2 separate regions of the Homo sapiens genome follow, and region 1 is linked to region 2. The links are chromatin loops, found by intact Hi-C in ENCODE. Cell type or tissue: PC-3. All regions are shown on one strand. Each heading gives the region's core, and the rest is flanking DNA. Links, peaks and the distances in the headings are about the cores only.

What was found. Peaks named below come from ENCODE experiments on the same cell type or tissue, not always from the same donor. Only the 100,000 strongest peaks of a DNase experiment are listed, where the experiment ranks them.
Region 1: it touches region 2 in a loop (2.0-fold over the local background); 3 of 110 quality-filtered maps call a loop at or near these places.

The regions. Positions count from the first base shown.
Region 1 is chr16:53,857,271-53,868,164 of GRCh38, forward strand. The region is part of intron 4 of FTO (FTO alpha-ketoglutarate dependent dioxygenase); the gene reads left to right. Among named protein-coding and RNA genes, the nearest start is that of FTO, 160 kb to the left of the region's middle. In PC-3, for the core only: no CTCF peak of the experiment used is centred there; no DNase peak of the experiment used is centred there; H3K27ac peaks cover 882 bases.
Region 2 is chr16:53,797,645-53,814,730 of GRCh38, forward strand. FTO (FTO alpha-ketoglutarate dependent dioxygenase) reads left to right here. Exons shown (of 9, transcript NM_001080432.3): 2 at 12,496-12,573. Among named protein-coding and RNA genes, the nearest start is that of FTO, 100 kb to the left of the region's middle. In PC-3, for the core only: no CTCF peak of the experiment used is centred there; a DNase peak (open chromatin) is centred at 11,827; H3K4me3 peaks cover 254 bases; H3K27ac peaks cover 883 bases.

The DNA of each region.
Region 1 (10,894 bases), core at 2,895-10,894, 55 kb after region 2:
GTTCCTTTCTTTGTGTCCATGTTTACTCAGTGTTTAGCTCCCACTTATAAGAGAGAACGTGCAGTATTTGGTTTTCTTTTCCTGCGTGAATTCACTTAGGATAAGGGCTTCTAGCTGCTTATGTCACCTACTTATGTCACCTACTACTACTAAGCTTTTTGAGAACCTGGTCTCTCTCTCTCTCTCTCTCTCTCTCTTTCTATATATATATAGGAAGTCCTGGATTCTGGGGCTTCGAGGGCTGACCTGGAGCCTGAGTCCACAAGGGCATACCTGGTGCTAGAGTAGGCTTGGAGCCTTCGTCTTTGGAGGCCACCCTATCACTGGGGTTCACTGGGGTGGACCTCTGCTTGGTTTACAGAGAAGTTGGGTACTCACTTCATTCTCCTTCCCCCACACAAAGGGTATCCCTCTTGACACTGTGCTGCTCAGGCTTCAGGGAGAGGTGACGTAGGTAATTTGAAACTGTTCTTCCTACTCATCAATGTGTCTTTTCTTATTTCTGTGCTCCATCCAGGCAATGTAATCTTTAACCTGGATTCCTTTGCTCTTATAAAGGTATTCTGTGCATGGATAGTTATTCAAATTGATGTTTCTACAAGGAGACAAGTGCTATTCTGACATCTTGCTTGAAAGTAAGGGATTAATTTTTAAACCAGTTTTTAACAATTATTTTCAAGAACTGTTTAGTGATAAGAAAACAATGCTCAAAATATAAAAGTATCAGGGAAAAAAGATGCAAAATGTTTGTACAACATGATATTAATTTTATATAAACAAAGGATAAACATATTACTAAGTATAAAAAAAAACTAGAAGGAATTAGACCAAATAATTATAAATAATATTTTCTCTTCTTTACACTTTTCTATAGTTTGCAAATTCTCTACAATGAGCATGTACCCTAATTCATCAGTTCCAAGGTAGACATTTTTTCTTCATATTTAACATCTCTGAAATTGGAATCCATCTTAAACTGATGCCTTCTTTGACTGGATGATATATTATTACTTTTAAATTAAGCAATACAAACTTTAAAAATAAGTATCCTTATGTTTTAAAGCTTCAAACGGAAATGTTCAATAAAGAGATTCTCAGGAAAGAGGTATTCATTCACCAAATAAATAGGACAGTAAACAGTGATCAGTGAAATTGGTAAGAGCTTTGGCTAGTTTTGTAAATCTTCCCCAAAATAAAATTTTTCCATGGAAGTGAAAAGTCTTTCAACAAAACAAGTATAGAGATAAAGATAATCTCAAGGTACATAACTTCCCCTCTCCTTCTCCCCTTTTTTTAGAATTAACTTTTATGGAATGCTCAGTTTGTTGATGGGTTTTGAAGAGAATAGATTCTTGAGGTTAATAATTGATTTTTGCTTTGCTTTCTTTTCTTTTTTTTTCCTTTTTGTGAGACGGGGTCTTGATCTGTCACCCAGGCTGGAGGGCAGTGGTGGGATCTCGGCTCACTGCAACCTCCGCCTCCTGGGTTCAAATGATTCTCCTGCCTCAATCTCCTGAGCGGCTGGGACTATAGGCTCGTGCCACCACGCCCAGCTGATTTTTGTATTTTTACTAGAGACGGGGTTTCACCATGTTGGCCAGGATAGTCTCGATCTCTTGACCTCATGATCCGCCCACCTCGGCCTCCCAAAGTGCTGGGATTACAGGCATGAGCCACCTTGCCTGGCCGATTTTTGCTTTCTAAATAAGCAAAAAGATCTTTAATCCACTTTAGCCAGGGCTACCTTTCTCCTTTATTCTTCCAAGTTGTAACTCTTCCCAGGAGACTGCAGAGTATAGCGAGTTGGGGAAAAGGAAAGATGAGAAGGGAGAGAGGTTAGATTGACAGAAAAGATAATTAAATGGTTTTCTCCATTTTCCCCTTTGTATGTGCAGAGCCCATCACTTCTGCCCACAGTTCCACTAAACTGTGAAGACCAGAATCTCTCAAAGTTAATGAATGAAACAGAAGAAGCCACTTCAACCTCCAATTTCTGTTTCTATGTCTTCTGACCTCCTTCTTTACACATCCTATCTCATATCCAATTTTCCATTAGCAATTAAGAAGGATAGCTATGGTTTCTGGCTAATACCTGGGGAGAGAAAAAGGATGTTCTCTCCAAATATGTGGTAAGTTTCTAGTATGTGCAAGGTTCTACATGCTGTGTGTAGTATAAAAATATATATCACTATATATCATATCAATGATATATATATTTCATTATATGATTTATATATCATATAAATATATATCACTGTATATTAAATATATTTTAATGATATTTATATATATATCATATATAACTCATAAAACTCAATAGCAGGTTAACAAGTAACCTGACCTAAAAACGAGCAAAGGACTTGAATAGACATTTCTGAAAAGGAGACATATGAATGCTCAACATGTATATGAAAATGTGCTCAACATCTAGTCATCAGTGAAATCTAAATCAAAACCACAATGAGATATTACTTCACACTTGTTACAATAACTATTATACAATAGACAATAGATAACAAGTGTTGGTGAGGATGTGGAGAGAAGGGAACCCTTGTACACCATTGGTGGGAGTGTAAATTGGTATAGCCATTGTGGAAAACTGCATGGAGGTTTCTCAAACAGTTAAAAATAGAACTTTCATATGACCCAGCGATTCTACTTTGGTATACATATCCAAAGGAAATGAAATCAGTATCTCAAAGAGATATCTTCATTCCCATGTTCATTGCTGCATTATTCACAAAAGCCATGATTTAGAAACAACCTAAATATCTGTTAACAGATGATTGAATAAAGAAAATGCAGTAGGTATATCTATATCTATATCTACACACACATACCCACACATATCCACACATAATGAAATATTACTCAGTCTTAAAAAAGAAGGAAATCGTGTCATGTGTGACAGTGTGGAATATGTTATGCTAAGTGAAATAAGCAAGGCACAGAAAGACAAATACCACATGATCTTACTTATATGTGGAATCTAACAATGTTATACTCATAAATGCACAGAGTTGAATGTGGTTTCCAAGGGTTTGAGGGATGTTGGGTAGATGTTGGTCAAAAGGTACCAAGTTTTGTTTATGCAGAATGAATAAGCTCTAGAGACCTAATGTACAGCATAGTAACTGTATTAGTCTGTCACATTGCTGTGAAGAAATACCTGAGACTGGGTAATTTATAAAGAAGTTTCATTGGTTCACAGTTCCCCAGGCTGTTCAGGAAGTAGGACGCTGGCATCTGCTTGGCTTCTAGGGAGGCCTCATAAAATTATGTTGGAAAGCAAAAAGGGGGAGCCAGCCCTTCACATGCCCGGAGCAGGAGGAAGAGAGAGTGAGGGGGGATGTGCCACACACTTTTAAACCACCTGATCTTGTGAGAACTCACTGTCATGAGAACAGCACTGAGAGGATGGTGCTAAACCATTCATGAGAAACCGCCATGATCCAATCACCTCCCACCAGAACTCATCTCCAACACTGGGGATTACAGTATGACATCAGATTTTGTGGGGACACAGATCCAAACAATATCAGTAATTATATTTATTAATACTGTATTACATATGTGAAATTAGCTAAGAGAGTAGATCTTAAATGTTTTTAACACACACACACACACACACACACACACACACACACGTTTACTGTGAGGTCATGGGTATATTAATTAGATTGGTTTTAGAAGTCATTTCACAATGTATATGTATATTAAAACGTTACATTTTACATTGTAGATATATAAAATGTTTGTCAATTATACTTCAGTAAAGTTCAGAAAATGTTTTAAATCACAAAATAATCTTCTACTTTGGTTATTCAAGTTTTTTGATATTATATATATTGCTACAGTGAACATCTTTGTACATATATCTTTATTTCCATAGGAAAAATTGCTAGAAGTTGAATGCCTTGGTGAGGTATTATGGTGTGGACATTTACACAGTACATACTCTGTTGTCAGACTGTTACTTAGAGAGATTTTCATTTTCATTCCTACCTGCAATGTATGAAATGTGATCATCAGTTACTTCCACCAACCTCCTTTACCCTACTGTATACAGTGCTAAGTGTTCCAATTTACAAATATTTTTGCCGATTTGATGGGTGAAAATATGCTATTATTTTAAATGTCATTTATTTATTCATGAGGTTGAACACTTTGTATTTTTGTTGGCCATTCTTCTTTCTGTTATTCATTGGCTGATCGTATTTTGCTCATTTTTCTGTTGAGGTGTTAGTGTTTTTCTTAACATTTACTTTATCCCTTCTGCCTTTAACTTTATTGCTTTAACCCTTCTGCCCACTTCCCAGATATTTTCTTATACCCAATTTTCAATTTTGTATTTAGATTTTTAATATTTATTTTAGGTGAAACATCTTTCCATTTAAGTCTTAATCGCAATAGTTGCATTAAATTAAATAACAATATTTGAAATTATTTAACTGCGTTTATGCTTACTGCTAGCCTTTTTGTACTGTGATTTAAAAAAAATTCTTGATTGTTCTCTTGGTCAGCCAAAATGTAGTTTCTAATAATATTTATGAAGACTAATGGCAGGGGAGTGGTCGTGGCATATTCTTTGAGTCTTTGCATTATAGAAGAGTGACTTCCTATCCTTTCACTTGTGAATATCTGCTTGATTGGCTATAGGATTCTTAAGTATCAAACTTCCCCCTTAAAACTCTGTAGAGGCTGGGTGCAGTGGCTCATCCGTGTAATCCCAGCACTTTGGGAGGTCGAGGTGGGCAGATCAGGAGGTCAGGATTTCAAGACCAGCCTGGCCAACACAGCAAAACATCATCTACTGAAAATACAACAATTAGCCAGGTGTGATGGCACATGCCTGTAATCCCAGCTACTCAGGAGGCTGAGGCAGGAGAATCACTTGAACCCAGCAGGCAGAGGTTGCAGTGAGCTGAGATTGTGCCACTGCACTCCAGCCTGGGCGATTAGTGAGACTTCATCTCAAAAAACAAACAAACAAACAAAAAAACCACCACCAACAACTCTATGGATATCGTTCTGTGACCTCTGATATTTGATGTTGGGAGATGTCTGAGGTGATCTACATTATGGTTTCATTTTGGTAAGCTGTATTTTCTGTTTGGACATTTGTAGTATTTTATATTTAATTTTTTAACAGAATATGTTTATGTCCTTGCTCAACCATTTTATAGTGCAGACTCTGGTCTTTTCACAACCTTGGAAAACATTCTTCTAGTGTTTCTTTGATTATTCTTATATCTTTCTGTATCTTACTTTTTTTTTTTTTTTTCAAGATGGAGTCTCTCTGTCGCCCAGGCTGGAGTACATTGGTGTGATCTCGGCTCACTGCAACCTCTGCCTCCCAGGTTCAAGCAATTCTCCTGCCTCTGCCTCCCGAGTAGTTGGGATTACAGGCGCCTGCCACCACACCCAGCTAATTTTTTTTTTGTATTTTTAGTAGAGACAGTGTTTCACCATGTTGGCAGGGCTGATCTTGAACTCCTGACTGGCCTTAAGTAATCCATCTGCCTTGGACTCCCAAAGTGCTGGGATTACCGGTGTGAGCCACCATGCCCAGCCTGTATTTTACTTCCATTCTGTGATTCCTGTTAAGTACATTTGGATCTCCAGGATCTGTTCCTCATGTCTAAGGTTTTCCATCACTCATTTCTTGTATTTTCCCTGAGTTATAGGAGAATCTCTTGAGTTCACTCATCCAGCTCAGTAATTTGGTTTTTCTGCAGCATGTTTTCTGCTGTTCACTCCATCTATTGCCGTGTTAAATGAAGAAATGCTATTAAAAAAGTCAGTTGCCAGTGGTTTTTTCTGATCTCATACTGTTTCAGCTTCATGTCTGCTTACCGTATTTTCACAGATGCAGTGCCTTCTTGAATCAAGTGTCTTCTTGAAAAACTGAGAATTTTCTAAAATTTTATCATGTCAGTTCGAGTAAACTTTTTTCAGAAAAGACAGTTTTGATCAAAGTGCCTCCATTCCTTTGAACTGTAGTAATTTTGCATAGTTCTGGCAATTACTCCTTGCCTCTTTATCCTCATAGAAAGTAGACTAGTACTGGCTGATAGGCAAGTAGCTGAGATTGGTTCTGTGAGAGATTAGTATGGATTCCTGGCCAAATCCTTTACTTGAAGGTGGAAGAAGATGTGTCCTTACACAGTCATGTAGAGATTTTATAAATTGGAGTGTGCTTAAGAACTTGTTTTTGTCTTTATGTGGATGCTTGCAGTATGAGCAAACCATGGTAGGTTTTGGCCCACTCCTATCATTGCTGATTGCTCCAGTTCCTTGTTTCTGCAATGCCTGGTACTCAGAGTCATGGCTTATAACAGCAGCACATCCAGGGGTCTGTGAGTATCACAGGTTATGTGCACAGAATTCTGGCTACAGTGAGTATCACAGGTTGTGTGCATAGAATGCTCGCTACAGAGGCAAGAGCCTTGCTCTCTGAGTGCCCTGTAAGCTTCTCTTGCCCTCCTGCTCTTTGCTTTCTGAGTTAAGAGGTGAGCATTTTGCTCAGGATTTGATTGGTATATTTATCAGGCTCGCTGCTCTTTTGGAGAGACAATCACCTGTCAGCCTTCTTTGCCCTTCTTTAATCTAATTCCACCTATACTATATTCAGCGCAATCATTTGCACTTCTGGCATATTGAGCACCTTTCTCTAATATATAGTGCCAAAAGAGGTTTTGATCCATTTTTATGTTCCATTGATTGTCTCATTGAGAATCTAGGAATGGGACGGGGCCTGTGTCTATACTGGCATCTTGCCAGGAACCTTCCCCTCCCCCTTTCATTGGCTATCAAATTCTGAAAATGTTTTCAGCCATGGGTGGCCCACATCTAGGAAAAACAAGGTCATAAATATTAAGATTGAGAGATGAGAATGGACAGGTAAGTAAGAATGAAAAGCTTCAGTGATTGTTTGAAGCTGGGAAGACTGGATTTCAGTACTGGGCTTATTTACCCCAAGAGTGCCTTTAGCAAAAGTCATGATTGTTTCTCTAAGAAATTTGGGTGAAATGGCCCTGGTAATGTACGTGACAGCAAACCCAAGGAAGTAAGGGCTGGGGTAAATTTAGGGTGACCAACTGTCCTTTTCGAAAAGTCTGTGGGCAAGGGGATCTCAGGATGCAGGACTTTCAGTATTAAAACCAGGAAAGTCGTGAACATGAATTGGTTACCCTAGCATAAATTATAGCATTGCTTCTGTGGTCTTTTATATATGAAATGAGATTTCATGCTACAGTGAATGTCCAGAGCTCTCTTCTCCACTGCCAGGGCACGCAGCATTCAGCCAGCAAAGAGTGAGAGCGTCTTTTCTTTTTGTGTGTGTGTTGTCACATCATCTACAAACTCTTACTCCAGTTGGATACAGTGTCAGTCAAGTTTCAGCTGTATTCTGAGATAGCTGTGGTAAATAGACATTCTTTAATTTATTTTTTCTAAAAATTATTAGGAATAATCTTTTAAAGCTGGGAGGGTCTTAAGTATATCCTTTGAGATGCACAATCCATGAAGCTTGTGTCGCTTTTATAGATGGAGTTTTCGATAAATTAGAAGCTCTTAAATGAAAATTACAAGTTTCTTTTTTTAAAGTCATAAAGGATTAGATACAGTTGGAAGCAATTTCAAAAGAATTGTTTGATTAGAGAGTTGCCAAGGATTTAAATGAAGGTGGAAGCCTCAAAGTATACCTTCTAGTGTTGTGTTTGCCATTTGGCCTGAGTCACTAGGTGACTCAGTGTTCCCCTCAGTGGAACAAAAGCACTTAACAAACCTACTCATTAAGGTGGTGATTTTTCCCCTAATTATGACTGTGGGTCCCAGTATTAATAGCATAGGAGTAATAAGGCTTTTATTTGGGTAGATGAGACTGGCATTTATGTATTTCCTAGACATTGTCCCAGTCTTTTATGGGAATTTATCCTGGGAAGCCCCCTTCAAACTCCACTTTTTATTATTTTGCTTGACTCTGAAACCTCCTTTAGGCAACATAGTCAGGATCAACCAAAACTGCTCAGGAATGTCCTCAGAGATGGCAAACGGGAAGAGAGAATGGCCACTTAGCCTTCCTCATTAGGCCTTACAGCCACACTTCTGCTTTTTATCCTCTATATTGTTGTGTTTATATTTGGATTTAAAACTCCAAATGTATCACTGATGTTTTCATCCTCACCTCTAATTGCATTTTGTAGTTATTATTTTGCAATGTCCTAAGGTTTTGTGACTTATTCACCTTCAGTCAGTTGTTGCTGTGAAAACCCCAAGAGTTGTTCTTGAGTTTATTTTTTCCTGACTTGACTCATCCAGTTCATTAGCATGTCCTATTGTCTTTTCCTAGAACATTCTGAATCTGTTGTCTGCTTATCGTCTCCTCCCCTGTCTCTGTAGTTCAAGTCACTGTTAACTCCTGCATGACTTACTGCAACAGCTTCCTGACTGGCCTTCTGCTGCCATTCTTGTTTCCCCTTTAGTTCTTCCTCTTTCCTATGAAACTGCCAGTCAGATTAGATTATTGATTCTTTTGAATTTGCTACACAGACAATAATATAATCTGTGAACAAACATACTCTAATTGTTTCCTTCTCTATTTGTATACCTTTTGTTTTCTTTTCCTGTCTTACTGTGTCAGCCAGGTCTTCCAATATGATACTGAAAAGGAATGTTGAGAGGAGACATCCTTGTCTTTTTCTTACTCTGAGCAGAAAAGTTTCTAGTTTCATACCGCTAAGTATGATATTTGCTGCAGGTTTCCTTACACATTCTTTATATGTTGAGGAAGTTCTTCTCTATTTCTAGTTTACTGAGAATTTTTTATCATGAATGGGTATCACATTTTGTCAAATGTTTTTCTGTACCTATTGGTATGATCATATTTTTTTTCTTTGTAGCTTGTTGGTGTGATAGATTATATTAGTTGATTTTTGTATGTTGAATCAGTTTTTTATACCTGTGATAAATCTCACTTGGTCGTGGTGTAATTCTTTTTATACATTGTTACATTCAATTTGCTAATATTTTGATGTGGATTTTTGCATCTATGCTTATGAGAGAATACTGGTCTTTAGTTTTCCTTTTTGTAAGGTCTGTCTGGGCAATGCTGGCCGCAAAGAATGAGTTTGGAAGTATTCCCTGTGTTACCTTCTAGTAAAGAATGTTAAGAATTAGTATAATTTCTTCCTTAAATGTTTGGTAGAACTCAACAGTGAACATATTTGGGCCTGGCGCTTTGGAAACATGTTAATTATTGATTCAATTTCTTTAATAGAGATAGGCCTATTCATATTATTCATTTCTTCTTGTAAGAGTTTTGGCAGATTTTATTTCTCAAGGAATTGGTTCATTTTTTATAGGTTTTCAGATTTTTGGGTAAATAACTATTGACATCATTTTAAAATTATCCTTTTAATGTCCATGGGATCTGTAGTGATGTCATCTCTTTCATTTCTGACATTAGTAATATGTTTCTTGTCTCTTTTTTCTTAGTCTGCCTAGAGGTTTATCAATTTTATTGATCTTTTAAAAGAACCAACTTTTGCTTTCATTAAGTTTCTTTATTAGTTTTCTGTTTTTTATCTCATCGAGGTGCATTAACTTTTATTGTTTCTTTTCTTCTGCTTTGGATTAATTTGTTCTTTTTCTTTAATTTCACAAAGTAGAAGCTTAGCTTATTGATTTTAGATCTTTCTTCTTCTAATATAAGCAGAATGCTATATTAATGCTATACATTTGTGGCATTTAATGCTATAAATTCTCCTCTAAGCAGTGCTAATGTTGCTTCCAACAAATTTTGGTAAGTTGTGTTTTCACTTTCATTTAGTTCCTTTTTTTTAAGATTTTTTTGACCCACAGATTATTAGAAGTATATTGTTCTATCTCCAAGTATTTGGGAATTTTCCAACTATCTTTCTGTTATTATTTTCTAGTTTAATTCCATTCTGGACTGAGGTCAAATATTTTTTAAAAAAATGTTTCAGACAAATAAAAATTCAGGGAATTTGTTGCTAGTAGACGTGTATTGCAGGAAATTTGTCAGAAGAAGAATGATATAGATCAGAAACTCAGATCTACATAAAGAAAGGAAGAGATTTTGAGATGGAATAAGTGAAGGTAAAATAAAAACCATTATTTTTCTTACCCTTAATTGATAGAAGAGATAACAATTTATTCACAATAATAACAACAATGTATTCAATTATGTACGCCACATATGTGTGTGTGTGTGTGTGTGTGTGTGTGTGTGTGTTTGTGTGTACCTATGTATGCTTATTTGTAAGTGAAAGTAATGATAACATTCTCTTAAATTTGGTAATACGTGTTTTATCGCCCAGAATGTGGTCTGTTTTGGGGAATGCTCCATGTGAGCTTGATACTAGTGTGTATTCTGCTGTTGTTGAATGAAATAGTCTATGTATGTCAGTTATATTCAATTGACTGATGGTATTGCTCAGTTCAACTATGTCCTTAATGATTTTCTGCCTGCTGTATCTGTCGTTTTCTGATAGAGGGATGTTGACATCTCCAGTTATAGTAGTGGATTTGTCTGTTTTTCCTTGCAGTTCTATCAGTTTTTGCCTTATACATTTTGATGCTCTACTATTAGGTGCATACTGTTATATCTTCTGGGAGAATTTACCACTTTATCATTATGTACTACCCCTTTTTCTCTGTGATAATTTATCTTTGCTCTGAAATCTGCTCTGTCTGAAATTAATATAGGCACTCCAGCTTTCTTTAGATTAATGTTAGCATAGTATATCTGTCTTCTTTGTTTCTTTAAGTTTAATCTGTGTGTTTCTTTGTATTTGAATTGAGTTTCTTGTAGATAGCATATGCCTTGTTTTTTATCTATTCTGATAATCTCTTATTTTTTAATGTGTGT
Region 2 (17,086 bases), core at 7,977-15,976:
GTGAACATTCATGTGCAGATTTTTATGTAGACATGTGCAATCATGTTGTAGGTGTTTAATATATATATTTTTATGAAAGTTCCAGATTGTCTTCCAAAGTAGTTGACCATTTTGTTTTCATGAGAGCAGTGTATAAGAGTTCTAGTTTTGAGAGCAGATTTTCTTAAATTTCATGAAGTTTATCCTTTTTTTCTTTTATGGATTTTACTTCTGGGTTCATTTCTCTGAAATCTCTGCCTTGTGTAACTTAAATACTAAAAGAGTTTCGTATGTTTTCTAATACTAGTTTTATAGTTTTAAGGTTTTATATTAGGTTTTATATTGATGTATTTATTAATTTTGAGATATTTTTGTGTATGCACAAGGTGTGGATTGGAGTTCTTTAAAAGATATAGATATCTAATTCTTCAAGTACTATTTGTTAGGACTCTTCTTTCTCCATTTGAATCTTTGTCAAAAATCAATGAAACATAAATATCTGGGTCTATTGTGGACCTCTATTTTGTTCCATTTATCTGTTTGTTTAGTATTATATCAATACAGCACTGTCTTGATTTCTGTAGTTTTATACTAAGTCTTGAAGTTAGGTAGTGAAGTCCTTCAACTTTATTTTACTTTTTCAAAGATGTTTTGTCACTTTAAGTCTTTGCGTTTCTAAGTGAATTTTAGAAATAGAATGTCAATTTTTACAAAAAAAACCTGCAGGGATCTTAGTTTGAGATTGCATCAATTTGGGGACAGTGAAATATTTTATCGAGTCTTCCAGTCCACTAACATGGCATATCTCTTTGTTTAATTTCGGTAGTGTTTTTTAAATTTTCTTTGTATAAGTGTGGAAAACCTTTTGTCCAGTTTATCTCTGAGTACTTTATAATTTTTGTTAAGGTACATGGTATTTAAAAAAACTTCAATTTCAGATTGTTGGTTGCTAGCATATAAAAATAATTTTTGTATATTGATATTGCAGTGTAGCTAAACTTATTTATTAGCTCTAATAGCTGTTTTGCAAATTCTGTAGAATTTTCTACATAGATGCTTATGTCGTATTTAAATAATGACATTTTTACCTTTTAAAAATTTATTCTCAATCCGGATACTTTTCACTTCTTTTTCTTGCCTTGTTGCACGGGCTAGAACCTTCAGTACAATCTGGCATAGAGGGGGTGATGGGAAACATCCTTGGCTTTTTTCCTCATTTTAGGGTAAAATCATTCACTCTTTTACCACTAGGTAGGGTTTCATTGATTCCTTTATTAAGATGAAGAAATTCCGTAGTTTACCGAGTGTGTTTATCAGGGTCATTGTTGGGTATTGTCTAATGCTCTTACATCTATTCAGGTGACCCTCTAGTTTTTCTTTCTTAGCCTGATAATATGATGGATTTATGTAGATTTTTGAATGTTAAACCAACCTGGCGTTCTGGGGGTAACACTTGGTTATTATATATTGTCCTTTTTATGTGTTGTTGGATTCAGTCTGCTAACATTTTGTTAATACTTTTTACATTTATATGCATGAGGGATATTGGTCTGTAGTTTTCTTGTAATATTTCTGCTTGCCTTTGGGATTGAAAGCCATTAATTTTCTGGATTAATTTATGTAGAATTATTATTATTTCTTTCTTAAATGCTTTGTAGACTTTATCAGTGAAGGCTTTGGATTTGGAGTTTTGTTTGTGGGAAGTTTTTGAAATACAAATTCAATTTCATTAATAGATATAGGACTATCTATGTCTACTAAAAAGGGGCTATCCTTTTCTTTTTCTTTTTTTTCTTTGAGAGCAAGGCCTATGTCTTGATCACCATTTTGTTCCAAGCATATCCCTGGCATATAGTGGGTCAGGAGTAAATGTTTGGTGAATGGATGAATGAATGAGGCAAACTCAGGGAGAGGAAGTGGGGACTGTGTCTGTTCTTGGCCCAGTGTGGGGTTGTTTGTGGATGACATCTCATTCTCATCCTGTAGTAGAGGGATAACACAAAAGTATGGAGTCTCAGGGCTCCAGAGTCCTCATCCTCTGAGCTACATCTCCTACTTAGCCGAGGTCTTTTCACTCTCTGGGCAAGTCTCCTCACTTTGCTGAAATGGCAGCGTTCCTGGTACATGCCCGGTTTAGCCTAGGCTAACCTCTTCTTGAGTGAACCTAGGTAATTTGTGTCTTTCAAGGAATTTGTCTATTTTATCTAAGTTCTAGAATTTATTAGCATAAAGTTTATAACATCCCCTTATTATCCTTTTAATTGGTATGTTGAAACTTCTGTGTGTATTTTTAAATCATTCTGGCTAGGGATTTTAAATTTTCTTTTCTCAAAGAACTAGCTTTTGGCTTCATTTTTTTTTAACTTTTCTGTTTTCTATTTCATTGATTTCTGTTGTGGTCTTTTATTATTTTCTCCTGTGTATTGTATTTGTTCTTCTTTTTCGAGTTTCTCCAAGTGGAAGCTAAGGTAATTGATTTGTGACCATTTTTCTTTTTTATTATAGGCATTCAGTGCCATAAATTTCCCTCAGTTTACTAGTTTAGGTGCATCCTACAAATTTTGAAATTTGTATTTTCATTTTTGTTCAACTTAAAATACTTTCTCATTTCTCGATTGTTTTCTTCTTTGACTCATGTATTATTTAGGAATCAATTATTTAGTTTTCAAATATTTGGGGATTTTCTAGATGTATATCTGTTATTATTTTAAGTTTAACTCCATTTTATCACAGAATATATTTTTTATGATTTCAATCCTTATAAATGTATTGAGACCCAGAGATGGTCTGTCTTAGCAAATATTGTATGTGTATTTGAAACAAATGTCTATTTTGCTGTTGTTTGGTGGAGTGCTATCTACATGTCAGTTAGTTCAAGCTGGTTGATGGTGTTGTTCAAATCTCTTATGGTGCTTTTGTCTACTTGTTCTACCAGTTATTAAGACAAGGATATTGAAATCTTAGACTATTAATTATGGAATTACCTATTTCTTTTTGTTCTTTCAGTTTTTGCTGCATGTTTGAAGACCTGTTATTAGGTGTATATATGTTTAAGATTTTTATGTTCTTGATGATTTGACTCCTTTATCATTATGAAATGACTTTTTCTCTTGTAATATTTTTTGTTCTGAATTCCATTTTGTCTGATATCAATATAGCCACTTCAACTTTCTTTTAATTAGTATTACTGGGTAAATTTTTTTCCAACTTTTTACTTCTTTACAAATCTTTTTTTATTGCAGTAGAATGTACATAACATATAATTTATCATTTTAACCATTTTAAAGTATACACTTATGTGGCATTAAATACAATTTCACAATGTCTTGTCCATCCTTTTACTTTAAATCAATTTGTTTCTTTACATTTGAAGAATATTTTTTATAGGCAACCTATGGTTGCATACTGCTTTTAAAAAAATCCAATTTGACAGTTTCTCCCCTTTAATTGGGTTATTTAGATCATTTACAGTTATTGTGATTGTTTCTATGGTTGGATTTAATTCTACCACTTTTGTCTATTCTTTGATCCCTTTTTTTCTTGATTTCTGCCTTTTTTGGATTTTTTTATAATTCCATTTTATCTCTTTTGTTGGCTTATTACTTGTAATTTTTTGGTTTTTTTTTTATGTTGGTTTTAGGGTTTCTGGTATCCATCTTTATCGTATCGGAATCTTTCTTGAAGTATTACTGTGCTTCACATGTAGCATAAAAATTTTTACCACAATATACTTTTCATATCTCTTTGGCCATTGTGATGTTGCTATCATACATTTTATTTCTACATATGTTATGAATCCCAGAATGTACTACTCTTGTTTTTGCTTTAGTCAATTATCTTTTATAAAGACTTAGTGAGAAGTCTTTTATATTTCCCATATAGTTACCATTTCTGATACTCTTCATTCTCTTAAGTATTCAGATTTTTATCTATTGTCCTTTTCTTTCCACCTGAAGATCTTCCATTATCAGTTCTTATCTTGAAGATCTGCTGGTGTTGAATTCTTTCTGCTTTTGTGTGTCTGAAAAAATATTTATTTCTCCTTTATTGTTGAAATACATTATAGCATTTCCCCACTGTCTTCTGTCTTCCGGCAACCATTTTTTTTTTTTTTACAATGAGCTATTTGGTGTTATTCTTTTTTTTCTTTTTTTGAAACAGAGTCTGACTCAGTCACCCAGGCTGGAGTGCAGTGGTGTGAACTCGGCTCACTGCAACCTCCACCTCCCAGGTTCAAGTGATTATTGTGCCTCAGCCTCCCCAGTAGCTGGGATTACAGGTGTGCGCCACCACACCCAGCTAATTTTTGTATTTTTAGTATAGACGAGGTTTCGCCATGTTGGCCAGGCTGGTCTTGAACTCCTGGCCTCAAGTTATCCACCCGCCCACCTCGGCCTCCCAAAGTGCTGGGATTACAGGTGTGAGCCACCACACGCAGTCTTATTTGGTTTTATTTTTATAGTTTTTTTGGGTACATAGTACCTTCATCTCTTGCTATCTGTGGGGGATTGGTTCCAGGACCCCTGCAAATATAAAAATTCATGGATTCTCAAGTCACTTATATAAAATGGCATGTCGCATTTGCATATAACCTATGCACATCTTCCTATGTACTTTAAATCATCTTTAGATTACTTATAGTACCTAATACAATATAAATGCTATATAAATAGTTGTTATATTTCATTGTTTAGGGAATAATGATAAGAAAAAAGTCTGCACATGTTTGGTATAGCTGCAACCATCCATTTTTTTTTTCAGCAATATTTTTTATCTGACATTGTTTGAATCCATAAATGGGAAACCCATATATATGGAGGGCCAACTGTATTTTCTTTTGTCTGACTGCTTTTAAGACTTTATCTTTTTCACTGGATTTAAGTAATTCGATTATGTTGCGTTTTAGTGTTATTTCCTCTTGATTTTTGTGATTGAAGTCCTTTGAACATCTTAAATCTGTGGATTGATGGTTTTCATCAAATTTGGAAAATATTTGGCCACTTCTTTTTCTGTCTTCCAATCTCTCTCCTTTCCTTTGGTAACTCCAATTACATGTATTAATCTGCTTAAAATCATCCCATAGCTCACTGATGCTCTGTTAACCTTTTTCTCCTGTCTTTTTCCTCTCTGTATTTCATTTTGGATAATTTGCCTTGCTGTGTCTTCAGGTTCATTATTCTTTTCTTCTATTATAACTAATTTGTGTTGAATTATTATTATCCAGTGTATCTTGCCTCTCAGATATTGTGGATTTACTCTAGAAGCTTGATTTAACGTTATTTCTGTTTCTCTACTTACCATGCTCAATCTTTTCTCAACTTTTTGAACTTGTGAACTATAGCTATACTTACTGTTTCAGTGTACTTGTCTACTCATTTCATCATCTGTTCTGTTTTTGCACCAGTTTCAATTAGTTGATTTTTCTCTTCATTATCAGTCATATTGTCTTGCCTTGTAGTATTCTCTTAGAAACTTCCATGCCTTGTTGCTTTTGATTGGATGACAAACATTGTAAATTTTTAACATTTAAGTGCTGGATTTTGTGCTTGCTGTTCCTTTAAGTAACTCATTTATGTTACTTGGAAACAGTTGAATCTTTTCAGGTGTTGCATTTAATTAGAAAGGAACAGTGTGACATTGAGTCTAGGGCTATCGCACCACTGCTGAGGTGAAGTCCTTCTGAGTGTTCTTCCTGATGTTTTCTAAATTATGACATTTTCTATCCAGGCTAGATTTTTTTGTATGTTGTAGTGTTGGCTCCCATTATTGGAAACAGAACAAGACTTGCTAAGTATTAATTAAAAAGATCTCTTTTGAAAGCCTTGTGGAGCTACCAAAGCAGCCAGGACTTGAGGGTCCAAGAGCAGTGGCTGTAAGTATTGGTTTTAAAAATTTATAAGTAGGATTGATTTTAATTAAAAACTTTTAAAAAAATGTTGTGTATGTTGTTTTTCAGTTAAAAATTAAACAATTCTTAAGAGAGATGATTTCTCTTGCCTCAGGGATGGTGTGGTGTAGTGGGTGTGGCCTTGTACCTGGGAACTAAGAATGTGAGTTGTGATTCTTTCATAAGCAGCAGTATAGTCTCTTGCCAGTCACTTCATAGCTCTGGATGGGCCTTAGTTTCTTTATATGTTCTAAAATTATGCAATTTTGTCATATTAAAAAGTAGGTGATCACCACAACATAGTTAATTGACACATTTTATATATGTAAACTTTTATGGGAAGTTTTTATACATTTCTCCTGTAGATCACTGAGGCTAATTAATATCTGGATTCTTATTAATCCAGTGGCATTAATCTGTGGCCTAAAGTATAATTTGATGTGGTACACATAGATTCCTGTATAAGTAATTTATAACTAGGAAATAAAACTGTCCTTTCCAGACATGAGTAAATAACAACAACGAATGGTTGCCAAAATGTATTGAGGGGCTGTTTATGTGCCAGACACTGTTCTTAGAGCTTTATGTATTAATATCATTTACATCTCACAGGGAGATAAGAAACTAGTTGCAAATCATGCACCTAGACTGGTAGAACTGGCATTGGAATTCAAGAGTTTGGCTCCTTAGGCTATACACACATAACAAAGGAGTTTGCTTTGTTATACAGACCCCTGCCTCACTGTTTGAATGCTATTTGCCTAATATCTGCATAGTTTATAGTTTGCAAAAGGCACTAATATGTATGAATAATTTTATTTTATCATCACAACTCTATGAAACAGTGTCCTTACAGATGAGGAAATTGAGAATGAGCGAGTTTGCTTCCGATGTGGTACCGCATCGAGGAAGTGAAAGAGTCTCCATTCAAAATTCTACTTTCGCCTCCAAATCCAGTTTACTTTTACTGTGCCATATTTTCATGGAGAGGGAAGTTTTTCGTAGGACAAGGAATGCTAAATTTGTTGAAATGGTTGAAATACTTTTTTTCTTCTTATCTAAAGCAAATATGGTATATGTGAAATATTTACACTTTTTTGGTTTAGCTACTTCTTATTGATCTTTTTTTTTTTTTTTTTTGAGAAAGAACCATGCTGTGTCACCATGCAGCGGTGACTCACTGCAACCTCCATCTGCCAGGTTCAAGCGATTCTCTTGCCTCAGCCACCCTAGAAGCTGGAATTACAGGTGTGCGCCACCATGGCCGGCTAATTTTTGTATTTTTGGTAGAGACGGGGTTCCCTTTGATGGCCAGGCTGGTCTTGAACTCCTGGCCTCAAGTGATCCGTCTTCCTTGGCCTCCCATAGTGCTGGGCTTACAGGTGTGAGCCACCGCGCCTGGCTCTTAATGATCTTTCTAGTGTTAGTTTAGATATGTCTTCCTTGCCCACCAAGCACCCTGCTTAAGGACTAGGTCATTTTCCCACTTAAAACCCTCATAAGATCATGCAGTTATTTTCACAATGAACATTCATTAGCCATTATTCATCACTGTATTTTGAAAAGACTCAGGTAACAAAATTAAATTTTTACTGAACCTGACACAATAGGATGCATAGTTGAAGAAGTATTATGTGGAAAATGATAAATGGATAAAGAATAAGTGTCATTAGCAGCATAATCTTGACACGGCTGAAGAGTCAGGAGTGGGATGAAAAATACACTTCATTTGTAGGTGAGATACACCCTTACATGATGAGTCATAATCCACTTAATCTTTTTATGTAATTACTGTAAGACTCTCAAACCATATCTCTATGTGACAAGATATACAAGCTCAGATACAGCTTAACTTTTTCACAGTAAAGCAGAGGCTTAGGGCTGGTGTAGTTTCTGATATCTAACTTTAAACCCTTATGAGTTTGAGTTGTGGTTTTTTTTTTTTTTTTTTTTGAGACAGAGAGTCTTATTCTGTCACACAGGCTGGAGTGCAGTGGCGTGATCTCGGCTCACTGCAACCTCTGCCTCCCAGGCTCAAGTGGATCCTCCTACCTCAGCCTCCTGAGTTGCTGGGACTGCAAGTGCACACCACCACGCCTGGCTAGTTTTTGTATTTTTTCGTAGAGACGGGTTTTTACCATTTTCCCCAAGCTGGTCTCGAACTCCTGAGCTCAGGTGATCGTCCTGCCTCCACCTCCCAAAGTGCTGGGATTACAGGTGTGAGCCACTGCAACTGGCTGTGGTGTGTTTCACATAGGTCTTTTGTCCTCTTTTACTTTGCTAGAGCTGTGGAAATGGGTGGTAGCCTGTGTGCAGGGGTCTTCATCTGCCCCTCCTGCCAGGTAGGAGAGCTGAGGCTTCACGCTCTCTCTGGCTCTCCGTGTGGCATTTGTGAGCAGCTTGATGTATTTGACACAAGTGTGACAGCAAAGAAGTGTGTGAGCAGAGCAGTGTGCTGCAGGGCCCAGCTGTGTGGATTTATCTGTACATCAGGCTGAGGAGCAGCAGTTAGCCAGATCTGACAGTCAAACGTGAGCTCCTTCTACCTGTGCTCCAGAGCGCATTTTAATGTTGTGTGTTTTTACTGTGGTTGGCATTTGACACAAAGAAAATTGTCAGAGCTGTTTTTTTCCTCTCCTCTTTAGTGTGCTAGTCTGCAATAGTTTTCCAAATAAATACTTCATTGTACATGGACAAAAGAAGGCACTTTCTAAAACAATGCCAAAAATCATGTTGTCTTCATCTTTATACTGAATTTCATGTGAGGAATTAGTAGGTTAGATGTTTGAATTGGTAATAGGTAAGACGTTTACATAGTGCAAAAATCAAAACAATATAAAATGGAATATTTTGAGTAGTCTTGGCTCTGCCTTGCTCCTTTCTAGTCATTTCCCACCTCTATTGACAGATAATCACTTTAATAGTCTGTCATTTATCCTTTGTGTTTCTGTATGCAAATACAAGCAGAGTTTTGTGCCTTGCTTTTTACTTCCCAATATCTTCTGGAGAGCTTTTTAGTTCATAAACAGAGAGCGTCCTTGTTTTTGTTTACTGTTGCTTTATACTTCATCATGTGGATGTCCTGTAGTTTATTCCACTGTCCCCTGTGGCTGGAGATTTGCATTGTTTCTAATCTTATTGTTTTATTGAGATAATAATTTCCATATCATAAAATTCACCATTTTAAAGTGTACAGTTCAGTGGTTTTTAGTGTGATTCCAAGCTTTTTTTCTACAAGTAATGATGTAATGAGTATCCTCATGCATATATTCTTCTGAACATGGTACAAGTGTATTAGAAGGATAAATCAGAAGTAGGATCACTGGCTCACATGGGAAATGCATTTGAATTTTGAAAGGAGTTGACTGGTTACCCTCTCTAAGTATGGTTTTGTTTTGCCCTCCTGACAGCAGAGAATGAAAGGGCCTGTTTCTCTTAGTCTTGCCCATAGTGACCTCGCTTTTCATAAAGCAATCTTAATATTTGTTTTTTTATAAAGCAGTTAAGAATTTTTAATTTTGATGTTTATGAGCTACCAATTTACTATTGATATCTGATTGATTTCACCGATGTAAGCATGACCAAAACTTCTCTTTATGTTTGTAAATATTGTTATTTAATACTTGATCTTGTCAGTTACTTCGTAAAATTGCAAGTACTGAGTGTTGGTGTTCAGAGCAGATTTTTATCTGTAGGGTCTTAAGCTGGATGATTTTCTGGTCCCCATTCTCTGCTGTCATGTAGATACAACAGTACTCACAGGATTAAAATGAAAATTCCTAGTGGAAGATCAATTATATGCTGCTTGCTCTAGAGTAGGAAAAATCTTGTCAAATTTTATCCTTTTGATACAGCCTTATAAGTTACAATGTTTTATACCTGTCTGATGCTCAGTTCCGAAATGAACTGAGAAGTGGTGGTTGTTACAAGAATTTAGCTGAAGCATTAATTATAAGCAGAGGTTCAGCCTACATTGGCACTTGTCGACCTATGGGACAGGTCTGTTGCTGTTTCATCTGATTTAGGTGGAGTATGTAATTACTTTTGGGAATCCATGCTTTTGTGCTCCTCTTTATATGTAGATTAGCTTTACTGATGGACTCTCATGAAGAGATCTTAAGGTGGTGTTTGCAAGGTGGAGACATTTCAAGGTTTGAGAAATGTGTGTTTGAATTATTCAAGGCTTACCTTTTTTGGCATTTATAAATATTCTGGCACTTTGTGTCTATAAAAAAGACTAAGAATTGATAAAATATTCATAGGAAAATGGAGGCTTTTCTGAGCTTGAAGTAAAAATTGAGGTATAGATTTTGATTAAATTTATGATGGAGTGGAGAAATGTACAAGTATGGCATGGAAATATCATTGGTTCTTTCTATGGCCCAAATAATAGTTAATACTGAAAAATAGATAAATCAATTAACCAATAGTGAATTATCCAAACTGGTTTGTCGATTATCTGTAATGGTGTGTGTTACATTAGTATTATAACTATAAAAGTATCATAATTTAGGCCAGGTATGGTAGCTCACTTCTGTAATCCCAGCACTTTGGGAGGCCAAGGCGGGCAGATCATTTGAGGCCAAGGCGGGCAGATCATTTGAGCCCAGGGGTTTGAGACCAGCCTGGGGAACATACTGAGGCCTCATCTCTACAAAAAAAGTAAAACAAAACTAGCCAGGCATGGTGGCATTGCACCTTTAGTCCCAGCTACTTGCGAGGCTGAGTTGGGAGAATCATCTGAGCCCAGGAAGTCAAGGCTGCAGTGAGCTGTGATTGGGCCACTACACTTCAGCCTGTGGGACAGAATGAAACCCTGTCTCCAAAAAAAAAAAAAATTTCTTTGTTTAACTGGTAAGTCAACCTTTTCGTTGTAAATGAGAAAACACCTATAGTCAAAACAAAGGCTTTGACTAAATAAATATAATAGAATTATGCCTAAGAGTAGAATTTGGTTTTGTGTCTCTCAGGGTCAATTGGTTGCTATACTTCTATTCCCTTTCTCTTTCCTCACTTTTAGGTAATGATACAAAAAAGGTCCAGAAAGAATTTGTGTTTTACCCAAAAGGAAGTTTCCTCTGACTACTCTGATTGTGATGGGTTTGTGAGAGAAGGCTGCTATTTGGGGTGGGAGAGGGTAGTATGCAGGGCTGCCACATCTGGTTAAGTAGGTTGTGCACTTTATAAAGACATTGGGCATTGGAGCAGGTGGAGCCTGAAATCCAGTTTGTGTTTACCAAGCTATATTCTTATTGAGTGGGACTATATCGGCCCAGAGCAAAGTGTACCGTTATCTAATTTTTATAAATGTGACTTACTGGCTGACAGTAGCTTTGGTGATGCATTTAATTGCATTTTTATTTGAAACCCAGTTGTTTCTGCTGTTTTTGCTTTCTTTCTTACAGATAATGTCTGTTGTATGTACCTGTCTATGTGTATATGTGTCTGTGAGTGTATATGCACATTTATGCCTTTTATATGCCACGTACACACGAAAACTCCATATATTCTTGAATGTAAGGTCAGATATTCTTTGAAAAATATCCCTCAGAAGGACGGAGGTGCCCTATATGTATCTGATTTCTTATAAGATACTTTATAATATGAGATCGTCTTTCAGTTACTTTGTTTGAATAGCACAGTACTGTTTGGGGAAAACATAGTCTCTTGAAACAGCCTCAGACAATGCTGGCTTTGAGTGCTTAAAAAGGCTGCTTCATGGAATTGGAAAAGAGAAGAAACAAAGATGTTTAACACAGATTTATTAATTATTGTAGAGATGATAGATCACTCTAAAAAAGCAATACCGTAAGTGGATATGATCTCAAATAAATGTTTACAAGATGAATAACTCTTCCACATATGCTGACATTATGCAAATGGATACTTGTGGCTTGGTTTGGTATTTCCAGTGATAGTACCATAAAAGGATTTACAAGCTACTATGTCTCAAGCAGATTATACAGACAGGCGTTTGCTCTGGAAAACTGTGTTGGATGAGTTGTAAGCTGACTCTAGTGATGAAAAAGACCCGGTTGTCAACAATACATGTGAAGAGTGAATCAAATTGTCTCATGAAATGTGAGAGTGAATAAAATTATTTCTAAATTTATGCTTCATACCGTGTGTAATTTAGTATATATGTAATTGACTGGGTGCCATGACTCATGCCTGTAATCCCAGCACTGTAGGAGGCCAAGGTGGGAGGATTGCTTGAGGCCAGAAGTTTGAGACCAGCCTGGGCAACATAGCGAGACCTTGTCCCTACTAAAAATAAAGACAATTATCCAAGCATGGTGGCACCGCTGTAGTCCCAGCTACTTGGGAGGATGAGATGGGAGGATCACTTGAGCCCAGGAGTTTGATGTTATAGTGAGTTGTGATCACACCACTGTATTCCAGCCAAGGTGACAGAGCGAGACTCTGTCTCTAAAAGAAAAGAAAAAAAAAGATGTATGTAATTTAATTAATATATTTTATAATTGAGATTTGACTAATTTCTATCTCTAAAAGATTATAAATTCAAAGTTGGCTAAAATTTGTTTGTATTCTCTTATTGGAAAAATAAGAGAGTGTCTTACTTTGGGTTATTGCATATTCACTTATATGTAATTATTATTTTCAAACAGAAACTGAGGCTTCTTGAAGAGCTTGAAGACACTTGGCTCCCTTATCTGACCCCCAAAGATGATGAATTCTATCAGCAGGTAAGGTATTTTAATATTTTTATCAGTTTCAGTGATGTGTTCTGATCAACCTTATTTTACCTATGAGGAAGCTGGGCTAGAGAGGTTAAATGACAGGTGAAAAGGTCAAATTAGATCACCCATGACTTCTCATGGCCTACAGAGCATGTACATTTCTTCAGAATCGGCTTTTTGCTGTGAATTTAATGCTTTAGCATAGTGACTGTTTTTATTTCCTCGGACATTCCACACTTCCTTGCCTCTGCTCATGCTGTTTCTTCTGCCTAGCTCCTCCTCCTTCCTTTTGCTCCTTATCCTGTTGCAGATGGCTAATTCTTCAAGAGTTCAGTTAAACATCACCTCCTTTGTGAACATTTTCCCAGCTTACCCTACCTACAAGTCAAGTTGATTGCACTCCCGGTAAATAACTCTATACCACCTAGCACATGGTATTGCAATTACAGAATTCCGTGTCTCTGTCTCTGAATTAGACACCACTGTTTCAATTACAAATGACAAAAACCCAAATCAAACTCACAGTGGCAAAAAATAAGGGGAATTTATTGACTTGCCTTAGAAGTCTAGGAGTACATGGCTAAATCCAACTTTACAAAAGATGTCACCCGATCACTGTTTTTTCCTATTTTTCTTGGCTTAGCTTTCCTCAGTGTGATCTCATGCTCAATAGGCTCTCATCTGAGAGCATAGCAGGACTCTGACAGCCCAAGGGGTATGTGGCCTTTGGCATCTGGGATCTTAGAAAAAGTTAGTGAGTTCTTTTTCCCTGGTTCCATCAAATTATCCAGGAAGTAATCCTGTTGGCCTGGTTGGAGTCATGTGCTTATTACTGAACTAGTCATCATGTTCAGGAGAGTCAAATGCTCCTGTTTGCCCAGCCTAGTTCATGCACCTACTCTTGGAGTGGGGTTGGAGTGAGAGTACTCCCACCAAACTGTATGCACTATGTGAGTTAGACATGGGTGGCTCTCCCAAAGGAAAATCAGAGTCCTGTTTCCAAAGAAGGAAGAGTAGGCCCTCTGGGCATGTAAAAATAATAAATTTTCACCTCTTTTTTCCTACTACAATGTGAAGTCTTGAAGCAGAGGGTTGCCGTGAAAATCAGAATAGGAATTAGGTCACAGCATCTTTGTATCTCTAGCACCTGCATGTACATAGCTGACCATCAGTAACCAAGGAAGGAAGAGAGGAAGGAAGGACTTTACCCATCTAGAATCCAGGTCAATATGATTTCTGTGACTTCTAGCTCAATATTATTTCTAGGCCACTGTCTCTTATCTCCATTCCCATTTGATCTGCACCATCTTTCCTCTTCACTGTCAGTCCTCTTATAGGTCTGTCTAGTTTTCCTCTTTGCCCCCCTTCATCCTTGAAGCTATAGTATTTTCTAACCAAGATGTAAATCTGAGCATGGCAACCCTCTGCTTCAAATCCCACATCATTGACTGGCTCCTACATTTTCAGCCTCATCTCCCCTGCTCTTACACCTTTTATCCACACTGGATTTTTGCAGTACTTTAAATTTGCTATGAGTTTCATCTTTGGGGCCTTCTTGCTACGTCCTCTGCTGACGTACCTCCTTCTCTTTATCTGTCTCTTCTTTTTTTTTATTTTTTGACAGAGGATCTCACTCTGTCACCCAGACTGGAATGCAGTGGTGTAATCTGGATTCACTGCAACCTCTGCCCCCTGGGCCCATGCGATTCTCCCACCTCAGCCTCCCAAGTAGCTGAGACCACTGGCATGTGCCACCACGCCTGGCTAATTTTTTGTATTTTTGTAGAGACAGGGTTTCACCATGCTGCCCAGACTGGTCTTGAACTCCTGAGCTCAAGCGATCCACACACCTTGGGCTCACAAAGTGCTGGGGTTACAGGCATGACCCACCATGCCCAGCCTGTCTCTTGTTTCCTTGGTGAACTTCTGTGTTACCTGTTAGTAACAGCTCATATGTCATCTCCTGTAGGAAGCTTCCCTGACACCTCTACAACCAGAGAGTTGTCTCTGCTTCCTCTCATACTTTATCTATACCTTTATCAGCACTTAATCTCACTTAATTTTTTTTTTTTTTTGAGATAGAGTCTAGCTGTGTTGTGTGCAGGCTGGAGTGCAGTGGCGCGATCTGAGCTCACTGCACCCTCTGCCTCCTGGGTTCAAGCAAGTGCATCTGGCTAATTTTTATATTTTTAGTAGAGACATGGTTTCACCATGTTGGCCAGGCTGGTCTCGAACTCCTGACCTCAAGTGATTTGGCGTCCCAAAGTGCTAGGATTACAGGCATGAGCCATCACATCTGGCATTAATCTCACTTAATTGTAATGAATTTTTGTGTGTGCTGGCTTCCCTTATCCTCTGTACTTCGTTCAGTGCCGGGTACCTATCAGGTGCTGAATGAGTTTGCTTCAATGCATGCACCCAATAGTTAATTTGGAAAACCAGTTATATATAATAATAATGAGTTTAGTATGATTTGAATTTTGCTTCTACACACGTACACACTTCCCCAGGGATTTGGCATCTGGAAAGATTTGACAGATGTGTACAGAAATGTCATACTGCATAGTGATAGGGTGGGTGTTCTCTTTTGAACTTTCCCAGTTTTCCAGATTATCTGCAGTGAAGGTATATTCTTTTGCAATCAGGGAAAAAATAATTTTTAAAAGTACCCTTAAGACAGGTAAACCCACAAAAATGCAATTAGTTCTGAAATGCTTACTAAATTTTCATAGCTATAAGCCTTCTGGTGCATGATTACATGCATTGTCACAAAGCAACTGCCAAGCCATTTCAGCTTTTGTCGTGTGAAAATGGTACAGGAAGAATGAGATACAAAAGGTTATCAGCCCACTGTGCTCTGAACCAGCCATCCACTGAGGGATAAAAGGAAACCCAAATGCAAACAGAACAACTATCAAGACTTCTCTGTTATCTTTCCAAGGCCCGCAACAAACCCTGATACTAATATCTAATCACTCTAAGTGCACCTTGCTGTTTTTCTTTTCTTTTTTTTTTTTTGAGACAGCATCTCACTCTGTTGCCCAGGCTGGAGTGCAGTGGTGCAATATCAGCTCACTGCAACCTCTGCCTCCCAGATTCAAGCGATTCTCCTGCCTCAGCCTCCTGAGTAGCTGGGATTACAGGCACCTGCCACCATGCCTGCCTAATTTTTGTAAGTTTAGTAGAGATGGGGTTTCACCATGTTGGCCAGGCTGGTCTCAAACTCCTGACCTCACATTATCCACCTGCCTCGGCCTCCCAAAGTGCTGGGATTAGAGGTGTGAGCCACTGCGCCTGGCCAAAGTACACCTTCTAGGAAGGCTTAGTACTTCAATAAAACCTTAGTAAAAGTAAACCTCTTCTCTTAAAAGATGAAGTGAAAATACTTTTTAATGACATGAGTAAATAGAAAGTTCAGACCTGACACTGGGTCCCTTAAACAGGCCCTCACCACAGGAATGCCAATCCAGCTGCCAGTCATAAACACAGGAGTCTGTTCAGCTTCCATTTTGGGTCTGTCGATTGATCCTTACAGTGTGCTAGGCTTTGTGCTACATGTTTTATGCATGCTCTCACATGCAATCCCCACAACAGCCTCATTCATTGTATTCAGCAACTACTTTTCTTCAGGCTTGAGGTACTTGAGGTAGGTATTTCTGTTTTAGAAATCAAGAGAGGAACCAGGCACAACTGTAAGTTCCACCTACTTGGGAGGCTGAGGTGGGAGGATCATTTGAGCCCAGGAATTGGAGTTCAGCCTGCCTCTCATAACAAGATTAAAAAAGGAGGAAATCAGGAGAGACTAAGTTAGTTATCTGAGTGGGAGAGCTGGAGTTCAGCCCATATTTGTCTGACTCTGAAGGCCCATGCTCTTTCTGCTGTATTGTCCACCTCTTGGTCTACCATGCTCCAATTCAAAACACCTTCAGAGAAGTTTTGCAGTTTCTTTTAATAGGACCGTAGAGAAAAGCAAAACCAAACCACCAAGGGTCAAAGCAGAAAAGCAGAGAGAACTTCTGTTAGCTCATCATGGAACACAAGGAAACGAGGAATTACATAGTCAGAAAACAAACTCTGACTTCCAGAAATATGAATGCAGCCCCTTTTATCCAAAGAAAATGAGACCATCCTCAGTAACCCCCTTGCTGTCACTGATTGTGTGCTAGCTGTGTGCCAGGTTGTTCTGCTGCTACTTTAAGTGCATTACACGTGTGAGCTCACTGAAATCTTGCTATATGCTTCTGAGACAGGTGTTACTAAAACCCTATTTTAGAGATGAGGAAACCGAGGGACAGAGAGGTTCAAAAATTTGTTTAAGACTTATGTGCAGGATATGTTGGGACTAGGATTTAAGTCTGGGCTGTTGGCTTTTGGGTCTCCACTCTTAAGTCCTATACTGCTTCTCTCTTCCCTTGTGTCTCTTCATCCTTCTGAGATAACTCTGCTCTTGTCTCAAAGGTTCCAGACCTCTGTCCCCATCCCAGCTCTCCCTGTGACCTCCAGCTCTCCACTTCCAACT